2 separate regions of the Homo sapiens genome follow, and region 2 is linked to region 1. A link is a contact called in ENCODE Hi-C or POLR2A ChIA-PET data. All regions are on one chromosome and are shown on one strand. The core of a region is the stretch at or near the end of the contact, and the rest is flanking DNA. Distances in the headings are between cores, read along the strand shown.

What was found. Hi-C counts contacts between places; a loop is a spot of excess contacts on that map. ChIA-PET counts read pairs that join two places held with the same protein, here RNA polymerase II (POLR2A). Pooled maps may share reads with other maps.
Region 2: a pooled map shows a loop between it and region 1 (5-fold over the local background). The contact joins two enhancer-like sites. A Hi-C loop is called at or near these places in 8 of 50 pooled maps. POLR2A ChIA-PET finds 5 or more read pairs at or near these places in 6 of 52 experiments (A673, H1, MCF 10A and 3 more).

The regions. Positions count from the first base shown.
Region 1 is chr9:135,881,795-135,889,386 of GRCh38, reverse strand. It overlaps CAMSAP1 (calmodulin regulated spectrin associated protein 1), which reads left to right. Exons shown (of 17, transcript NM_015447.4): 2 at 6,309-6,571. Among named protein-coding and RNA genes, the nearest start is that of CAMSAP1, 22 kb to the left of the region's middle. RefSeq lists enhancers at 1-330, 1,510-1,804. Within about 2 kb of position 2,027, at least 16 of the 41 ENCODE cell types and tissues checked have a DNase peak (open chromatin) inside an H3K27ac peak, as active enhancers do.
Region 2 is chr9:135,923,353-135,930,978 of GRCh38, reverse strand. No RefSeq gene overlaps it. Among named protein-coding and RNA genes, the nearest start is that of CAMSAP1-DT, 19 kb to the right of the region's middle. RefSeq lists enhancers at 4,019-4,068, 5,105-5,184. Within about 2 kb of position 4,003, at least 8 of the 41 ENCODE cell types and tissues checked have a DNase peak (open chromatin) inside an H3K27ac peak, as active enhancers do.

The DNA of each region.
Region 1 (7,592 bases), core at 778-3,277:
GGTTTTCCTGTGGGTCTTTCTTTTTTGTTAAGGAGCTTTGGGTTGTGTGTTGGGCATTTGCAATATTGTATTTGGAGGCCGTGGGTCCTGTTGGAGGCCTGAGGTGTTGGTTTTGGTTTGTTCTAGCAGGTAGTCCACCCAGTTACGTCGAGACTGCAGGCCCTGACCTGCTCCTGGGGGCTACATACAGTTGAGCGTAGGTTTCATTTTCGGTCTTCGTCCTGCCGCTCTGGCTGGGCTGTGGGCTGTGGCCCTCAGAGTGGCTGCTGTGCCACTGTAGTTGCTTCAGGAGTGGCCAGGATGTGACACAGATTTAGAGGGTCTCCCTATCCAGCCCCCTCTTCTCTGGGATCCTCTCCCCTCTCTGAGGGTTCCCGAGGGTCTCCCTTGCTGGCCTTCTGGCTGGAAGCCAAGTCTGCACCTGAGCCTGGTGTGGCATGCCCGGGCCAGCGCCCTGTGGGGTGTGTGCTTGTCTGTGCACCTGGCGCTCCGCTGTCAAGGTGCAGTTTGTTACTGGTTGTCCCTGGGTGGGGGTCAGGTGGTCTTGGCCCTGTGGGGACCATTACATCAGCTTTTCTTACCCTTGTGTCTGGCCTCTCCAGGATGGAGCTGGGGCGTGGACTACTGGTCGCTTTTACCTTGAGTTGGAATTATTTCCGTTGACTCCTTATATCCAAACAGGAAGAGTATCCACGTTTTCCAGGTGGAGACACTCACCTTTGGGGCCTCTGCAGAGGTGACTTTCTCAGTGTCAAATGCAGATAGCCAGGCCGCCCACGGGGACATTCTGGGAGAGCTGGTCTCAGCTCCCAGGTGGCTCAGACAAGCAACAGAGCAGAGACTCACTGTCCTGCACGTCTCTGGGCTGTGCCTGGCACTGCAGTGGCCTGGTCTTTTTTCCTGGGGCTGAGTTGGAGGCTACGGGAGTAGCTGGCTTTAGGTTGGGCAGTGGCCACAGTTGTAGCACCTGCCAGAGGGGTCTTTGCCGTGTGCTGCCGTGGAAGAGCTGGCGGTTGGTGTGGACACCTCCTCCCGAGCCCCGTGCAGGTGCCGCGGGAGGGCTGCAGTCGACAGATGGCCACTTCCTGACCTGCCTTTTCATCCTCATTGCAGTAATAGCGACGGAAGGAATAACAGCTGAGACTCCCGTGTGCATCCACAGAGCTTATGCTCAGCTGGCGCAGGGCAGGAGATAGACCCTTTCGTTGTTCGGAACGGACAGGTAGGGGGCCAGGGTTCAGAGGGATCCAGTAAGAGGCCAAGCTGGGACTCTGGGCCAGGTGGCTGTGCTGGGCCCTGCCCTTGGGAGACCCCAGCGCTCCAACTCCTGCTCTCCGTCAGTTGCCACCCCTCTGAGTTCCTCCTGCACTTAGTGTTGACCTCACTTCCACTGCAGACTGGTTAGAGTCTTCTGACCCCTTCCCAGGGCCTTTCTGTGTGGCTCCCGCCGAGGCCTGCCCCACAGCAGTCCAGCAGCCACTGCGAATGCGTTGCTCATGGGTACTGACGTAGCAGTCCGAGGAGTGACAGTGCTGCCACCCTGACAGTGCCGTTGCCGACTCTTGTCTCCAGTCTCCATGGGCCCCTGCCCTGCCCGTGTCCTTGTTTGACTTTCACTCTGCCCCCTGTAGCCGCACTTCTCCCCACTTCCTCCAGGCTGGGCCCTCCCACTCAGCAGATGCCCTGCCTCCTGCTTAACATAGTAAGACAAACTGCAGGTGCTGATGGGCCGCCCACCCCTTCCCTGCGTCTGTACCCTGACCCAGTGAAAGACACTGCCCTACCTGGGCCCTGCATCCCTCCCCTCCGCCTCCCGAGGGGCCTCCTTTCTCAGGAGCAGCCTCCTCCTCTTCAGCCTCTCCCATTGATTGGGTTTTCTTTCGTCACCGTTTCTCCAATCCTTAAAGCAGACACATCTTTTTTGGCCACACTTTCCCCTCAGAGCAGAGGCACAGTTCCCGCTGTTCTCACTTCCTTCCTTCTGTGCCTGCGGCTGTCTCTTCACCAGTTCTCAGAATGCTCTTCCCGAGGCTGCCAGCTGAGTCCGGCGGGCTCTGTGGTCTTCATGCATGCATCCTTCTCAGCCTTCCTTGGTGCACACTGCCCCTTCAAAACCTCCTCTGGCCTTGGCAGCACCATGTTCTGGCCCCGCCCCGTTCTCTGTTCACTTGTCCGTTTCTTTGGCTTCTCTCCCGACATCTGTCCCGTGGGCTTGGTGTCCTCAGGTTGCCTTGACCAGCTTCTCCCACTGCGCCCGGCTCTCACTGGATGACTCGTCCCCCTGGGCATCGATGGCTGTGTATATGTAATGGGTTCCAAAGCACGTCTCCAGCTGGTCCCTTTACTCTTGCGCTTCCAGTCTCTACACCTCTCCATTGCAAAGCTCCCCTTGGGTCCCACAGGCTCATCTCTCCTGTCCCCGACTGCCCTCCTCCTCCACACTACTGGTTTCCTGTCTTAGGAAAAGGGACCGTCCTGCTCCAGGCTGGCAGGAATTATAAGTTTGGTGTTTTTGTCGTACTGCATCAGGCACAGGCCTGCTGCTCACGCCTCCTGGGCAGTGGTTCCCCTTCCCGGGGCTGCCTGCCTGTGTCAGCCTCCATTGTCTCTCCTGGCGGTGACCACAGCAGCCTCCTGGGTCCACGCTCATTCTCCACTCTTGTTTACGGGGAGCTCCAGCAGATGGGATCTCCTCGTCCTCTGGCTTGTCTGACCCCCTTACTTGATGTGGTCTCATTGCATTCCTTGTGTGCCCGCCTAAGCCTGTCTCGCTCTGCTGACAGATCCCGCAGGGCCCAGGTCCTCCCAGCGCAGGCACGCACAAGAGCCTGGTGAGCTAATGAATGAAACATCCAGTTTGCCTCTTCCGCGCAATTCTGAACTGCTGTCACTTGCTGAAATTCTCTTAACAGGGTCATTTTCATGTTTTCCTCTCGCTCCTACCCACCCCCCTACTGGCTGCTTCCTTCCCTAAGAAACTTCTCCACCTGCACATCCCACTGCCCCACTGCCCCACTCCTCAGTGCGGGACTGGTGTCTCCTGCACCCCAGTCCCCCAGCACTCATCCTGTGTGACACCCTCCACATTGCGTGGAAATTACCTGTTGACTTTTCAGTTGTCTTACGAGGCTCAGCCTGAGAACAGTGACTTTATCTCTTCCTGTTTGACTCCCTGGCATTTTTGTACATTTTCTGGCTCACATGGGTACTTAATAATTGTCGAATGAATGTGTATTAATTCTAACAGTCTTACTGGTTTGTAGAAAAAACAACAAGAAACTATTAGAAATACATTGAAGGCATCACAAAGTTTTTTTTTTTTTTTAAGTAGGTATTGATTTTGATAGAACGTTAAACGTTCTAGAACTGTGCACATCCAGCTCTCGCAGTAGTTGCTTTCACTGAAGCCAGTTACTCATGGACAAGTGCAGTGTCTGAGGGCAGAACTGCCACAGCAGGGCCATGGAGGAGTGTGGCCACTGTCACCCAGTTGGGGGTCTGGCCAGGGTCTTCCTTAGGCCGGATGGAAAGGAGTAACATACAGTTAGGAGGGCTTCACCACAGTCTGAAGCTTGTATCTTTAGTAAGTGCGTCATTTTCCTTTAACTCTCATTTTCCTGCATCTGAAATTTATGTGAATTAGTTGTGTTATGCATATTCATATATGATTCAAAAAGGTGATTATATGAATCACTTTATATTGATTAATTTTAAAAGTGGGTCACCCTATGGCAAACGTTTCTACTTGGTAGATTGTAAAAGAGAAACTTAAATCAGAGCCATGGTTGCTTTTTCCTGTCTGGCCAGGTTTCTGCATCTGTGAGGTAGGCTCTGCCATTCTCCCTGGGGCTCACCCTGCTTCCATCTAATGCCAGCCCTCCACTTACGTGCCTGTCCCGTCTCCCACTCTGCACAGAGCCATCACTCTGAGGGGTCCCCTGGGGCCTTTCTCCTCAGCTGTGCCAGTTTCTGCTCTCCTAGGGGGACTGCATCACAGTTGTCTAAGTGGGAGGAGAGGGTGGCTTGGACCAGGCCGGTTAGGCTCGAGGTGCCCCCAGACATCTACATGGAGATGTCAGATAGGCAGTTCAGGGAAGTGATCAGGGCCAGAAATGTACATTTGGGGATGACTGTGTGTCTGTGGTATTTCTAGCCATGAGACTGAATTAGGTCATTAGGGAGGAGTGAGATAGGAAGTGCCCCTTCCAATATTTGGAGAAGTGAGGGGCAGCTGGCCTAGGAGATGGGGATGGAGCAGGCAGCGAGATGGGAGGAAGAGGCCAGGTACCCCGAAAGGAGAAAGGCAGCTCCCTCCAAGAGCCCTGACTAGGTGGGCTGCTGGTGTGGTCAGTTGAATAAGAGGAAGGCTGAGAGTGACTGTCGCATCTTTCCCCGCAGCCGGTGTGAACTGCTGCAAACGTTTTCAGGTTATGGGATCCCTTGCTCAGTGCCCTCCCCTGACTTCCCTCCACGGCCCATGGGTGGAGGGAACTTGGACAAACATGGGCCCACAGGCCGCCTGTTTGTCCCTGGCCACCTTGCTCTTGTTTCCTGGGACGTCTCACTCCGGCGTGTGCGGGGTGGCTCTGTGCTCACCTCTGCAGGTCAGCTTTCCTTGAGCAGTTTGTAAGGACAGCAGAAGTCTTCCCGTTGTGCTTGGCATTGGGGCCTGTTCCTTGTGTTACTGCTGTGCTCTGTTGTATTTCAAAAGTTCCAATGATTTCAGATTAGGGGGCTACTCGATGTGGTCAGCAAGTATAGGATTTGAGTCTGTTAACATCCACTAAGCCAGCCTTCCATAGCTGGAGCCCTGGCTGCCCTTGGGTTGCCGTGATGACCTAATCATTGTGTACAACCATGCTTAAAACAAAAATGCTGTGTAAACGGTGACTGCTGCCGTTTAGAAGTAAACCAGCTATGAGGTGCTCAGATTGTGGGGAAATGACCAGACTCCATGGGACCATAATGAAGTGACTCAGGGCTCAGGAAAATAGTGAAGGAAGCCAGAAGAGATGGCAGCAGAGAGAGAGGGGTGCTGTGGGGAACCATCGCCACAGCTGGTTCTTCCCCTGGGGAAGAGCTTAGGAGAGCTTGGCTCGGAACACAAGACAGGTTTGTTAGTGTCCCCATGAATGTCTCTAGTGTTACTGGTTGTCTGAACGCTAGGAGTCAGTGGGGTTTCTTCATGAGCTGTTCTGTGGAGGTGGTAGTCCTTTCTAAACTCTGTGGAGGTGGGAGTATCTGCACCTCCTAGCAGAGTGTTGGGCGCGGGGCACATTAAAGACCTGGGGGTCACGTGTTTCCGAAATGTGTCTGACTGCAGACATCCCTCGTCCTCCGTCTTTAGTGGGACAGCCGTTGATGTCTTGTGAGACAGTGTGAGGGGCATAGTGGCAAGGCTAGAAAAGTGGGTGAGGCCAGCTGTGACACATTCGGTGTCCCGTGTGTATGCTGCTCCTGCGCTGTTTGTGTGGGAGGCGGCGTATGTTGCAGCCGGAAGTATACAGTAGGCTCTCTGGATCAGATTGTGTGGGTTCAGGCTGGTCTCTGCCTCCTGTGGCCTTGAGCACTTACTTTCTCTGTGCCTCAATTTCTCATTTGTAATGTGCAGATGGTAGTCCTCATTTGAGGGAACTGCAGTGGCAAGATTAAGTAGCGTGGTTCATGTCAAGAGTTTGATGCTGCCTGGTCCAAAAATGGATAAAGGCTGATTGCTGCTGCTGCTGCTGTGTCGTCATGGTTACAGTGGCACCACGCCTGCCTGGCTCCCTCTTCTGTAAAGACCATGGGTGTTCACCCTCTGTTATCACTTCTGATTTTCATGTCAGAAAGAGGATGCTGGGCTCCCTCCCCGGGCTGATGCCAGCCCTGCCCACATGCTGTCTCCGCTGGTGTCCCCAGGCACTACATGGTCCTAGCCTGTGCTGGTTTCCCCTCAGCCCCATTAACACACTCAGGGCTCCCATGTCTACCTTCTTACTGCTGTTAAGTTAGGACAGTCATCCTTTGAGGTCACGGTGGAGGTCACGAAATGATTTCAGTTGTCTGTGTTCACAGAGTAGTCTGAGATGCTACAGTTAGTTGCCTTTGTAAGTACAGAAGACAGTAGAATTATTGAAAAGCCTAGAGCCTTTTCACGTTGTTAGTTGCTCATTTAATCAATCAATCAATTATTTTTTTTGACACTTGGTCTCCCTGTGTTGCCCAGGCTGGAGTACAGTGGCACAGTCATAGTTCACTGCAGCCTTGAACTCCTTCCTTTGGGTCTTGTGTGTGGCACTCACCTGGTCATCCCCTCCCTGTCTTAGATAACATCCCTGAGGACCTCAGAGACCCTTTCTACGTTGACCAGTATGAGCAGGAGCACATTAAGCCGCCTGTTATCAAGCTTCTCCTGTCCAGCGAGCTGTACTGCCGTGTCTGCAGCCTCATCCTGAAAGGGGACCAGGTGGCCGCCTTACAGGGACACCAGTCTGTCATCCAGGCCCTGTCCCGGAAAGGGATCTATGTGATGGAGAGTGATGACACCCCCGTGACAGAGTCCGACCTCAGTCGCGCACCCATAAAAATGGTGAGTGGTCTGCGGTGGCCGCCCCCAGGGGCCATCCTCTGGAGCCGTGGGCTCTCGTGTGGCGCACCTGGTGCATGGATGGTGTGAACACGGTGTGCGGCGAGGTGGTGGAGACCCGTGCTTTTGCACACTGGCGTTCCTTAGGAAACTGCATATCTTTTAAAGCACATGACTGTTGTGGAGAATGGGGAAAAGAGAGCTTTCATTGAGCTCTTTTTCTCATTGGGAATGCTCTGTGAATGCTGAGATTGGAGTGAGGCCTGTTAATAAAAATACTTGAAGCAGACTTTTTACAGATGAGAAATGTAATTGTTGCACCCATTCTGTTAGGTTGTTTCATGCATACTTTGTGCTAAAATAACTCAGTCTGCCTTTTTCTCCCCCAAGTATCCCACCCCCATCTTTCTCTGAAGCCTTGCTACTGGTGTGCCTTTTCCAGAGCGTTCTGGGTCAGGGCCATTCTCGGTGCCTCCTGCACTGCCTTTGTTTGGTTGCTCCCATGGCGTTCCCGGTGAGACTGCGGGTGCCGTGCGGTGGTTGAAGAGAGTGTCATTCCTGTCGAATGAGGAAGCTGCACTAAGGCGTGGTGCAGCTGTAGCAGGTAGAGCTCTGGACTAGGAGCCAGAGGCCTCTGGTGGGCAGTTGGCCTGGGGCAGGTCTCCTGTCTGCCTTCCCACAACCACGACCTGGGAGCTGCACCGCCTTTCCTGGGAGTCCCACAGGGCTGTTGAGGAGATAAGAAAGGACAGTGTGAGACAGTGCACTGTGGGCCACAGGGCTGGCCTGCCTGCCTGAGAACGGACTCCTGGTTCCAGACGGTCTTGAGGCTTGACCAGAAATGCCAGGCTTGGAACAGTGATGGTGCGGGGGAGGCAGGTCTCAAATCTGAGTATCTCTTCAGACGGAAAGGGCGAGGGATGAAGAAATTAGGCCAGAATGCTGAGTATGAGCAGGTTCCCTGCATCAGAACCTGGTAAGAGGGGTGGGTTTGAGGGATTATAGCTGCTGCCTCTGCCCCTAG
Region 2 (7,626 bases), core at 2,754-5,253, 40 kb before region 1:
GTGGGTGCTGGGTCGGGGACGCTGGGTCGTACACAGATGTTCCGGTGCACATTGCTCTGTTGAGATAAGGGCCACCTGTGTCATTTTGAGCTTCTGCTAAGCCGTTTTTCTTCTTCCGGGGTCCTGTGGAGCAGGACCCCTGGGCAGTGCCCTGTGGCCATACTCAGGGCTCTAGACCAGGGTGTGATGCCGAGGCAGGTCACCTGTGTGCCAGGGAAGGTGGAGGGAGTTAGATGGCTCACTTGGCCAGCATTCCCTCCTGCTCCGGTGGCCGAGCTTGGCGATGACACATGCGTTTCCTCGTGGAGTGGGATCATGCTGAGATTCCAGGACAGCGTGGCTCAGCTGCTGGAGGGGTGACTTCCCCTGAGATCGTGGGGTCAGGACATTGCTGTGCCGACTGTAGGCGCCGTCCACACAAGCAGGGGATTCCTCCCCCCAGGTGCAGAGAGAGGTGGCCCAGCCACTTGGGCCACTACAGCGAGCTGGCATGGCGGTGGGACCCCGGGTGAGGAGTCTGAAGGCAGGGGTGGGGCTCACTGTCAGCTGGTGGGGACTGGGGGGCTCCGGGAGGTACTGGATGTGGGAGAGGCTGGGGGTCCACCAGCCTGCATCCTTCTCGAGGTCAGGGCCCTGCTCCGTCCCGTTTCAGGGCTGGCTGGTTGTGGAGGCACTTGGAAAACACTCGCTGGAACAGGCGGGTGGGAGGTGGGGCTGGGACAGGGAGCATGGGAGCCAGAGACCGCAGGAGCCTGAATCCCAGAGGACATTCCTGCTGGGGGTGTGGGGACAGCACCATCGGGGGCCTCAGTGCATCCGGGGAGCAGGTGGGGCCTGCCTGGGTCAGCCTCAGCCCAGCTGTGGGGTTCGCCCCCGTGCCCTTCGCTGCCCTTGGAGGCATGCTTGGTCCCACGGGAAGGCAGGAGGATGAGCTGCCATTTGCAGGGTGTGGGGTGGGCAGAGCATTCATGCGCTGGGCACAGCCTCAGCCAGAGGAAGGGCATTGTTGGCGTTCTGGGCCCAGCACAGGCTGGAGAGAAGGAACCCTCATGTGCAGATGTGGCCGAGCCTCCTAACCATGAGAGCACCGCCCAGAGACAGCATGTGCCCAGGGGTGCCCCCGCCCACCCAGGGGCTCTCTCTCGGGTTAGGGCCGGGAGTCGGGTGTGGCACCTGCAAGCAGCTTTCTGTGCCCAGTGGAGGCTTGGAAGGCACAGCTGCCTCCAGGTGAGGATGCCTGGTGCCTGGCTGGGGACTGACTCCCAGGCAGAGAACACAGCCATGTGGCTCTGGGGGACAAGGGTTTGGATGCTGCAGACTGGGCAGGGCTGGGGGCGGGGGTCTGAGGCAGTTAGTGGCTCTTCGACGTTCTCTCAGAGCTCGCTCTGGTTTCCCGCCTGACGGTCTCCCCTTGAACAGCTGCACTTAAGTGAGGTCCACCCTTGCCCCACTCCCAGGCGGGCTCACTGGCTTGGCACACGAGGGAGTCTGAGGGAGCCCCCTGTGGGGTGGTGCCTGCATTCTGGGCTCCCAAGAGCTGGCTTCCTGCAGGGGAACCTGCCAGTGCACCCCCGGCACTTTCCTGGGATCGAGTCTCCGCCAGGGATGTCTCCTGGCTTGGTCCTCAAGGGTCTGCCAGCCTCATACCCCGCAGGGCACGGTGGGCTCTCCAAGGCCAGGCAGGGCCTTTTTGACGGGTTCAGCCTAAGCCCAGGGCTGGCAGGGCCAGGGCCTGCGGTTGGGCTGCTCATCACCCAGCAGTCGCCGGGGAGCATGGCTGAGTGCCCTGTCCCCAACTGTCACTGCCCACATAACTGGGGGTGGGCCCAGGGCTTTCTTTGGCCAGCAGGTGCCCCACTCTCTTCTCCACATTCCCAAGAGGGGCTCCCTTCACCCACAAGCTGTCCTTAGGGGCTCAGAATGAGTCCCAGCCTGTGTAGGGCCCCAAGTGTGGTCCTCCCGCGCCTCCCAGGCAGCCCCTGGGCTGTGGGCAGGCTCTGGCGCCAGCAGGGCATGAGCCTGGCTCTCGCCCAGCAGTGGGGTCTCTGTCCACCCTGCATCGTGCTCAGCCTCCCCCAGGCAACTGCGCTCTTCCTCTCAGCAGCCATGCGCCCCCTGGGCCGTGTGGCCACACTCCTGCCCTGTGCTTGGCCTCTCTGGGGTGGGCGGGGATGCCCACCCTCCCAGTGCCACCTCCCGGGCTCCTGAGAACTGTGAGCCCCATCCTGGGCTGGCCTCTGCTTCACCCAGAGGCTGTGGACCTCACAGCCCAGGCACGTCCCCTTCCCCTCTGGGGACCTGGCTGACCCCTCCTGGGCTCCTGAATGACAAGGGCCTGGATCCCAGACTTGTGAGGGCCCTTCCAGGTCCCTGTCAGAGTGGACCCCACCCACACCCAAGAGCACGTTCCTGCCCTGGTGTGAGCCTCGGGCACCAGGGCCACAGCCAGGGATCAGGGCCACTGCCGAGGGCCGTGGTGGAGCAGGCCTGGGACCATGAGCCCTGTGGCCGCAGCGGCTCTGCAAGCTGGCAGAGTCCTGACAAAAGCTCTGGGACCTGCACCCCTGTCCTTGAGTGGAGATGGATGGAGACAGGAGACCTGGTGTCCAGGCTCCGCCGCAGCAGGCACTGCCCTGGCAGGTCGGGGAGAGCCTGACTTCCAGGGCCCAGCCGCAGAGTCTAGAGAAATGATTTTACTCGGGCTGGGGGGTGGCGGGGACACAGGTGCCACAGAGCAGGAGGTGTGGTCAGGTGGGGCCTTCCCGCCCACAGCACTGGCTCTGTCGCCAGAAAGATCCTCCTCGAAGTGAGCTCGGAAGCGGACTCTCCCAGAGGGCAGGGGTGGCAGCTGCGGGGCTGTGGTACACTCTGCCTGCGGCGTCGCCCGTGTGTGGTTTTTGAAGTGTGTGTGTGGTGGTGTGGTGTGCGTGTGTGCTCTGTGTGCATGCACAGGCGTGCATGTGTGTGTGTGTGCTCTCTGCATGCAGAGGCGTGCGTGTGTGTGCGTGTGTGCTCTGCGTGCACAGGTGTGCGTGTGTGCTGTGTGCATGCAGAGGCATGTATGTGTGTGTGTGCATGCACAGGTGTGTGCATGTGTGCTGTGTGCATGCACAGGCGTGCATGTGTGTGCATGTGTGCTCTGCATGCATAGGCGTGCATGCGTGTATGCTGTGTGCATGCACAGGTTTGTGTGTGTGTGCGTGTGCTCTGCATGCACAGGTGTGCGTGTGTGTGCATGTGTGCTCTGTGTGCATGCACAGGCGTGCATGTGTGCGTGCGTGTGTCGTCCAGGGGAGCATCACGGGGAGGCCAGGCGTGTGCCCAGCTCCCCAAGCAAGGCCTCCTGGCTTCCCTTCCGGCTGTCCCGTGGCTCCTGTGTGGCCGGGGCCTCTGGTGTGGGCCGGCAGCTCTTGGCCCCCAATGGGGATGGAGCAGCTCCAGGGTGCCTGGGACCAGGCTGGCACTGCTGGCAGAGTCAGTAGGATGGGTGCAGCCCCTGGGGACAAGGACAGGAAGCAAGGGCAAAGGCACCTCCAGGACAGGCCAGGACAACTTCTTGGCTTCCACGCAGCCTTCCAGAGCAGGGCCACAATGCTGTCCCTGTTCCAGGCTTTGGAATGTCCTAGAGATGCTTCTCAGGTGGCCAGCCCTGAGTCCTGCACTGGAACCCAGAGAGGCAGGGCACATCCCCAAGGCCACATTGCCGTGGTCACAGAGCAGGTTAGGGCGCTGGGGGATCCCCGCCTGGCCTGCCCAGGAGAGAAAGGGCTCTCTGTGCGGCCCCGGTGCTCGAGTCCTGGAGGAGCCTGTGGCTGCAGGCTCTCAGATCTCCTCCCTTCGGGCGGGGTCTCTGGCACCTCTGCCTCTGACTCACTGGCCACCAATGGTGTCAGCAGAGGGAGCGGGAGTCCCCGGCTGCCTCAGCAAGGCCCTGTGGTGCCCGCCTGACTCTCAGGGCCTCTCGCTTTTGTTGTCCTGAGTCACCACCATCAGGAAGTCACACTGCCCTGAGGCGGCTGCGTTGCCAGGAAGCCTAGGCCACGTGGAGAGGCCACTCCAAGAGGCCACATGGATGTGCTCAGGGTGACAGCCAGAAGCGACCGCCACAGGTGGAAGTGAGGAACACACTGAAGGCCTCGCTGTGGTTGGGTCACCTGGCCGTTCTCTCCACGGCGAAGTGGAGACCACCATGGCACTGGGCCCTGCCTGGGTTCCCTTCCCGGGGCCCTTGAGTGCGGCACGATAAAGGCTGTGCGCAGCTGCCACACCTGGTGTCACTGGTCACTTGGAGTCACTGCAGCACCAGCTGAAGGAGAGAGGGTCCGGCTCAGCTGAGAGGCCGCTTCCCATCCAGTGACTGGAGGCAACTTTGTTGGAGAGTTTTCCAGCCTGAGACGGATGCAGGGGAATTTGGAGACTGGTCCCAGCCAGGGTGCATCCCAGGGTGTGGTGGGGGCTGCCCCAGTCGGCACGTCCCGCAGATCCTCACACCCTCTGGCCACTGAAGACCTCTGAGGCCAGCCTAAGGAGGGGCCTGCAGGGCTCTCCTTGTTTTTTTTCTTTGAGGCGGAGTCTCTGTCGCCCGGGCTGGAGTGCAGTGGCAAGATCTCGGCTCATTGCAACCTCCGCCTCCTGGGTTCATGCCATTCTCCTGCCTCAGCCTCCTGAGGAGCTGGGACTACAGGCGCCCAGCACCACACGCAGCTAATTTTTTTATTTCTAGTAAGACGGGGTTTCACCATGTTGGCCAGGCTGGTCTCGAACTCCTCATCTTGTGATCTGCCCACCTCAGCCTCCCAAAGTGCTAGAATTATAGGTGTGAGCCACCACAACCGGCCGTTGTTTTTAGGTTTTATGTATTTACTTTAGAGACGAGGTCTCGTTCTGTCACCCAGGCTGGAGTGCAGTGCAGCCATCACGGCTCATTGTAGCCCACAACTCCTGGGCTCAAGCATCCTCCCGCCTCAGCCTCCAGGGTAGCTGGGACTGCAGGTATGCACCACTGCGCACAGCTAGTTTTTAAATGTTCTCTAGAGACGGGGTCTTGCTGTGTTGCCCAGGCTGGTCTTGAACTTCTGGCCTCAAGCAATCCTGCCTCAGCCTCCCAAAGCACTGGGATTACAGGCATGAGCCACAGGGCCCGGCCTCTCAGTGCTTTCTGAGAATGAGCTGCTTTTCTCTTCCGCCCCCAGACCTGAACCTCAGTGTTCCTGGAAACTCCCACGCTTGCATTCTGATGCTGAATTAATCACCGTGTCCCCAGGTGGCTGCTCTTGCCAGCCAAGCACTGAGGCCTCCAAACTCAGTCCCAGGATGGCGGCGGTCGGACCCCACGCTTCCTTGGGGCTCGCTGAGGGAGGGGGTCTGACCCCACAGGCCCTACCCAGGAGTGAGTCCGGGGCCAGGGTGGCCCTCGCAGACAGCGGACACTCTCGCTGCTTCCCTCCTATCCAGGCTGGGCCCACCACTTCCATGATGTGGCTGCCCTCACCATTAATTGCTTAAACCTGGGAGACGGAGGTTGCAGTGAGCCGAGATCACGCCATTGCACTCCAGCCTGGGCAGCAAGAGTGAAACTCCATCCCCCACCCCCCCAAAAAAGAACAGCTCTACTAGGCTCTACCTGACATGCACCAAGCTGTGTGTGCGAGGTTCACAGGTTGGAGGCTCCTGAAACAAGTGGGCACCTGGGAAAGCATCAAAGTCAAGACCCCCAGCACGGGGGACCTGCAGCCGCCAGGCCACTGGTTGCACAATTCCTGAGCCGGCGGGTTTCTTTCGCCTTCTGTAGGTTCGACCTTGAAACTACAAGAGTGAATCTGAAAGTTAGTTCAAAAAGTCAAACGGGTTCACAGCAGCCAAGAGGTGGCGACAACACGAAGCCCATTGGTGGAGGAGTAGGGGGGCAACATGTGGTCACCCAGACAATGGGGTGTTCGGCACACGAGGAGGTGAGCCCTGACGCAGCGACACGCGTGAACCTTGAAGGCATCATGCTGAGCAGGACAAGCCAGGCATGAAGGTCCACATGTTGTCTTGATTCCATTTCTATGAAATGTCCACAACAGGCGAATCCACAGAGACACAAAGATGGGTGGTTGCCACGGGCTGGGGGAGGGAGGAATGGGGAGTGAGGGCTGATGGGGAGGGCGTTTCCTTCCCAGGGCATGACAGTGTTCTGGAACTAGATGGATGTGGCTGCGACGCATCGGGAATGAATGCAACGGCACTGAATTGTCCACCTTAGCACGGCTGAGTTTGTTATGTGAATTTCCCCTCAATACAAAAATAAAAAAAATTGCCTCTAATTTTCTTTCCAGCTGTAACTTCCGTGTTTTTAAGGCGTCGAACCCAATCCCTCCGTTTTACATCCTCTATGAACTAATCGATGCCCCCAAACTACTAAATTTCATTTCCCAGAAAGTTCATGAAAAACCAAAACTCCAAGGAAGAAAAACTTGAGACCCAAGCTAGTCTCGTGTTTTTTATCATCTGTGATTTTTCAAAATTTCCATGCTGGGCCTGAAGTACTGTTAGTCAGAACGGTTTATTTAAGCAAACCAATATGCATGCTTTGTCATAAAATAATTTCCATATGGTAATACACTTGTTTTTTCTGTTTGTTTGTTTTTTGAGACAGAGTCTTGCTCTGTCATCCAGGTTAGAGTGCAATGGCGCGATCTCGGCTCACCGCAACCTCTGCCACCTGGGTTCAAGTGATTCTCCTGCCTCAGCCGCCTGAGTAGGTGAGATTACGGGCATGCGTGCCACCATGCCCAGCTAATTTTTTTTTTTTTTGAGACGGAGGTCTCACTCTGTCGCCCAGGCTGGAGTGCAGTGTTGCGATCTCGGCTCACTGCAAGCTCCGCCTCCCGGGTTCACACCATTCTCCTGCCTCGGCCTCCCGAGTAGCTGGGAGTACAGGCGCCTGCCACCACACCTGGCTAATTTTTTGTATTTTCAGCGGAGATGGGGTTTCACTGTGTTAGCCAGGATGGTCTCGATCTCCTGACCTCGTGATCCACCCACCTCGGCCACCCAAAGTGCTGGGATTACAGGCGTGAGCCACCGTGCCAGACAGTAATACATCTGCAACAGTGGTATTTTAAACACAATGGGCAGGCACATTTTGGTTTGGGTTCTGCACATTTTTAGCCTTGCAAGTCAGTGGAGACAGAGATGCGTGCTGCACCGCGGGAGGTAACTAGCCTGACCCAGAAGGGCTGGGGCGCAGAGATCCCCCACCTGGGGCTCCCCGCTGACTCCTGGAGCCCAGCCTGGGGGTCGCAGGGGAGTGGGCGGAGGCCACCCTGATCCCCACGCCAGACCTCCGTCCCCAGGACTGGAGGGAGAGGAGGGAACGAGGGAAGTCCTAAAGCTAAGCCAGCTGTTTAGCCCGTTTTCCCGACTGGGGCTCTGGACAGGCCCTGCCTGCTAAATGGTAAATGCTTTAATCTCCAGCGACCTAATTTAGTTCTTTTAAAAGCACAACTCAAAGCAAAAATGAAGCTGCCTAATATTTGTTAAAACACTATTATTAGGAGAAGTGGTAATATGTTGAAATTACCTTTACAAAAATTAAAGAAAGAAAGTTGGCCGGGTGCAGTGGCTCACGCCTGTAATCCC